Linked DNA regions of Mus musculus: region 2 is linked to region 1. A link is a loop called in an ENCODE intact Hi-C map of the cell type or tissue named here. Cell type or tissue: left cerebral cortex. All regions are shown on one strand.

Region 1 (2,500 bases):
TTACACCCAGATGATCAGAGATGCAGGCGTATTCAAAAAGGAAGATTCAACCTCTTCATTGGGGGCACTCCCATTTAGACACAAGACCCAGACCCAGCCCCAGCCCCAGACAACACTCCTGTTACAAGAGCCGTGATCTAAATTCCTCGTGGAAAGTCTGTCTGAATTAGACACCTCATTTTAATTCCCATTTCCTTTTTAAGTCCGGTCCCTCCTTCTTGAGAACCACATTTAAAGCTGCGAGCTGGCCTTCCTTCTGTTTTTGCTATTTGTGTGCCAATTTCAAGGGTGGGGAGAGCCACGTTAATTTAAAAATATAGCACAAATAGCAAAATGAGGCTTAGTTTAAAGTAAAAGCCACAGAAAGAGTTTTCCCCTTCCCTTCCATGCGTTTCAGATTTTCCTAGATCCACCTTTATGTCTTCAGAGCCCAGACATAGGAAGTGACTGAGCCTCACTGGATATTCTTCCAAGCCTGAGCAAAAAGCCTCCAGCTCATGCTCTCAGGCCACCTTTATATTTTATTTTTCTGTTTTAGAGATTTGAGTTCGGGGTGGGGGGGGGGAGCTCAGAAAGCTGGCCAAGTCCCCGATTCCATGGTAGGGTTCTAAGCACCGGTAGATTTGGGATTATAACCAATATCTTCCAATCAGTTGTGTCTGCTTGTGCATTCTGGGTATTGGGAATGTAACTGTTAATTAAGGGAGTTCCTAGATTAAATCCAGGTGTCATTATTTACTAGTTTTTTGACTTTACATCAAACAGGAATCATGATCCCCACGGTACAGGCCATACTGTATCAAGGTCTAAAAAGGGCCTGGTGCGACCAATAGGCGGCGGCTGTTATGAAAATAGACCCTCTCGTCTGTGGGCTCTCTCTTTAGTCATCATCTGCCATTTTGGAAAAGGAAAGAATATTTGTAATCTACTTCAAGTGGAGGGTCTACCTCCATTTTAAATCACCCTCGGGCTCACTAGAAGGGAAGACCTGACCAGACCGAGCTGAATTTGCAAACACCTAGGCCTTTTAACCGAGTGGAATCTCTGCCGTTGCCCCCTTATACAAAACAAGATCGAAGCGGCTGGGACTTGGGAAGCCTTGAACGAATGTCAATCGGTCTAAAGAAGCCGGTCTAAATGCGGCGTGGGCTCAGTCACCTGGAGAAGGAAAGCCACTGCAGGCGGCTGTAGGCAGAGGGGACGGAAACTCCATGCGCGAGCGGCAGCGCCCTCTGCTGGTTATATGGTGCAAATCCGGAGCCTAGACCCGCCGCTGGTCAAATGGGACTCGGGATTCCTTCCGCTGCCTCCGCCCCCGCTCCGTCCCTTCTCGGGATCGCCGAGCCTAGTCTGGGTCTGGATTCCAGGAGAGGCGTCCCCATCCTACGCTTGAAGGCAGAGCAAGGACGCTGCTCCAAAACACCCGGTTCATCAGCTGAGCGGAAGCTGCAGGAATCTACCCAAATCCACCAGCGGCTGCTTTTGCCTCCCAGAAGCCGGGGCTATCCGAGGTGGTTTGGAAATGGCATCGCCTATGGCCAAGATCGAGGGTTCTGCGGACAGAGAGGAGCCCTGGGTTCGCTTTCTGCCTCATCCAGCTAGGTGACCTTGGGCAAGGTACTTAAATTTCCATGTGCCTTGTTTTCCTCATCTTTAAGATGGAGAGAATGCTCCCGACCTTGACGGATTGGCTCGAGGATTACACTAGAACAGGCAGCCTAGGTTGGGATTCTGGCATTGACATCAGCTAGTTGTGTGCCCTGGGGCAGGTTACTTAACCTCTCTGCCCTAGTTTCCTGAAAAATAGGGAGCATAACGGTACTTACCTCCGAGGGTTGTTGCCTGCAAAGCGCTTAACACTGCGATGGAAGAGTAAGCGCTTAATAAACTGTGGCTATTATGACTGTTGTCATTATTGTCCTTAAGAGCACTGAGCACAGGAGCAGAGGTCTATCGGGCTGGTTATTATTATTATGTTTCTCGAGTATGGTTATTTCTTTCCCGGAATTGTTAAAATTATTATTATTATTATTCACAAACTCGAGTCCTTATCAGTAGCTGAAGGACAAACAGTCTTCCCGAATTAGAATCCCGGGAGGAGGGCCAAGGACGCGGCGGCGGGCTGCAAGGACCGGGACCTGCGGGGAGGAAACCCGCGCCCGGGTTAGCGCGCGTCAGAGCCTCGGTGACGTCTCTAGGCCCTCGGGCTAGGGAGGCGCGGCCTGCGCACGCCAGGCGTCTGCAGTGGCCCGGGACGGCCGGGTGGTACTCCAGCTACGTGGATGCCCGGCTGGGAAAAGCCTCCCTGGGTCAGACCCTGCGCCTGCCGCTGCGGGGTGCACCCGAGGCTCCGACCGCAGCCTGGCCGGGAGGACGGAGGTGCCAACCCCTGCTCCGGTGTCCGGGCTCCGCCCAGCCTGGCGCACCGCTACCCGCGCGGAGGCTGCTCTGCATCAACATAATGCTCCCCATCCCTGCATCCTCCCGGAACCCATTCCTC
Region 2 (2,500 bases), 380 kb after region 1:
TCACAGCATGCTGGGAAAGGGTTCAGCCTCCTGGGAGTTATCACCGAATCTTCATATTGTGTTCTTGTTTTTCCACATCAGCTCCTAAAAGTCTCATCTGTAATGGCCCAGCTCTCCTAAAAAACACTTCATGACAACAGGCGGAAGAGCTGACGGGTGATGCAACCCTCTTTGAATATCTTTCTAGCAACGTTATAACTACACAGGGATCCTCTCAGATGGGTTAGGGGACCTCCTGAGAGATTGCTCATTGGGTAAAGGCACCCGGCTTTCCACCCTGGAACCGTATGGTGAGTGAGAACCTGCAAGTCGTCCTTTTAACTCTATACACTGCCATGCCATGCATGTCCTTTCCCAATCAATGTTTTTTAAAAAAAATGCGTCAAGAACACAAAAGTGCCATTACCCGATGATGCCCTTGGGGTCTTTTTAAAACCGGCTAATGCTAAGCTAGGTTCCCTGATCACCACCACGTTTGTCTGTGAAGAGAGGTTACGCGGGATGGGAAAAGAGGCGTGGGGGAGAGTCAAACAAATCCGAGGCTTAGGGAAGCCCTTGGGGGGGGGGGGTCCACGAGGGGCTACTTCTCTTGAAGAAGCTTTTCTCCGCTCCCACAGCACACCCCTAAAAGCCCAGTCCCCATTCTTCCAGGGACTGGCTGCAGATCCTCCCTCAGGTTGACTTCGCGTTTTTGACGAGAGTCTCGTCAGCATAGAGGGACCTCTGTCCCCCAGGCCTCCCAGGAGTTCAGAGCGGGCCACACTGGGCAAAAACGCTGTGTCAGAGTGGCCGCAGGCTGGAGTTCCTGGGCCCAGGGGAGTCCGCTTGGTGTTGCCACCCCGCAGCATAGGGTCCCCTCACCTCCATCGGTTGATGCCCACAGACGAGGAGGCCGCGAACCACGGGTCGAGGATGTAGACGCAGCGCACACAGCGCGCCCCGCGCACGGCAGCTAGCAGCGCGGGGTTGTCGTGGAGCCGTAGTCCTTTGCGGAACCAGTGCACCGAGGACGCGCCGTCCGCGCCCATCGATTGCGCGGGGACCGTCGCTGCCACCACAGCAGCCGCCGCCATCGCCGCCTGGACTGGGTCTCGGTCTGCCGCTCCGCCCGACCGCCCCGTTGGTCCCGCCCAGCGCCCGCCCAGCGACCTATGATGCAGCCTCTCCCTGGCATGACTCCGCCCCAAGGAGTCTGGATCGCCTCTGTGATTGGGTGAGACCCGGTGGGACCCTCCCTCTGTTCCATTGGTCAGCAGCGTCGGCGCAGGCTCCGCCCCCTCACGTTCCCACCATGTGTGGTCCCGCTTGGTAGCCACCCGCCGGTGACGCAGGACCGCGCTGCGTCCGCCCCGCGTGGGCTGAGTCTGGAGGGACCTCGGATCTCCTACGCATTTCGCGTCCCCGGGAAAGACAGGGGTTGCGGTGACTCCGGCCGGTGGCTGACAGACCTGTTACCGGGCCCTTTCTAACAGTTCATTGTCCTGTTCATATGTGAGGCTGAGCGGTGATTGCCTTACACAAACTGTCCTATTTTCTATTTTCATCTCATCCTGGTAACGTTCATTTCATAAACACGAATAAAACAGATGCTTGTTAGTCTTACTCTGCAGATGAAGTAAGCTTAGGGCGCCCCAGTTTGAATGACTTGCGCAATACCATGAATCCAGTAAGATTCCACTCAGAATCTTCCGATTTCAAAATCCACTTCCTCGCAGAGAATCTTGGTATTTGCATACAGAAAGGCATAAGGATAAAGGAGACGCCCTTTTATGCGGCAGGAGTGGGTTTGGGAGAAAGGACAAAGGTTTCAGAGGACGTGGGTTGAGGCAGTAATTATGCCCTCAAATGAATTCATTTCTTTTACGTTCTGTTTAGCAGACACAGTGCAGTTATTTTGCACAAAACTCTGAACTGGATTCTATGTGGGAATCAGAGATGTGCAGGGCAATATTCTCCTGTCTCCTTTGGGAATCCTTTGATTCTTTGGAGATTCTGGCAGAGTTTGCTGATTGAACAAGTGCAGCAACCGTTGCACTTGGGCTAAGATGGGCTAGTTGGGATGGAGGGCTGGAGCTATCCAGCAGAGAACTGTTCCGATTTGTCCTTGTGTTGATCCTATGGGTAGTCACCTTCCCCATCTTGGGAATGAGCAATGAAAGAATCTAGAATTTAGTCAGCAATTTAATGGCATTAATTGGCACCACTCTCTGACTACAGCGTCATTACGAGCCTCTCATTTCCAGCGCTTTGGACATGCTGTTCTCTCACATCACATGCCCCAGCCCACACCCTCGTGCCTCCTGTTTTCCCTGTGACAGCTGTTATTTTCCAGTTTCCTGGGCCCAACCTGCACAGGGGCTCACCTCATTTGGTGTCTTCCCCCCACCCTCCGGTTTTAGTACATAGTACTGGGATTGTTTAGCTATTGTATGTCAGCTCCATCAGACTATAATCTAGCTCAGTACTTGGTACCGAAGGATCATATGAATCAAACATAAGA

Evidence for each region. Hi-C counts contacts between places; a loop is a spot of excess contacts. Peaks named below come from ENCODE experiments on the same cell type or tissue, not always from the same donor. Only the 100,000 strongest peaks of a DNase experiment are listed, where the experiment ranks them.
Region 2: it touches region 1 in a loop (3-fold over the local background); 9 of 42 quality-filtered maps call a loop at or near these places.

What each region holds. Positions count from the first base shown.
Region 1 is chr2:92,057,393-92,059,892 of GRCm38, forward strand. No RefSeq gene overlaps it. Among named protein-coding and RNA genes, the nearest start is that of Gm31473, 31 kb to the left of the region's middle. In left cerebral cortex, CTCF peaks have their summits at 1,236 (motif pointing left) and 2,309; DNase peaks (open chromatin) are centred at 265, 1,269 and 2,206; H3K4me3 peaks cover 1,624 bases; H3K27ac peaks cover 1,799 bases.
Region 2 is chr2:92,432,951-92,435,450 of GRCm38, forward strand. It overlaps Cry2 (cryptochrome 2 (photolyase-like)), which reads right to left and starts at 1,119. Exons shown (of 12, transcript NM_009963.4): 1 at 862-1,119. The coding sequence starts at 1,073. In left cerebral cortex, a CTCF peak has its summit at 1,350; DNase peaks (open chromatin) are centred at 231, 1,244 and 2,248; H3K4me3 peaks cover 2,096 bases; H3K27ac peaks cover 2,327 bases.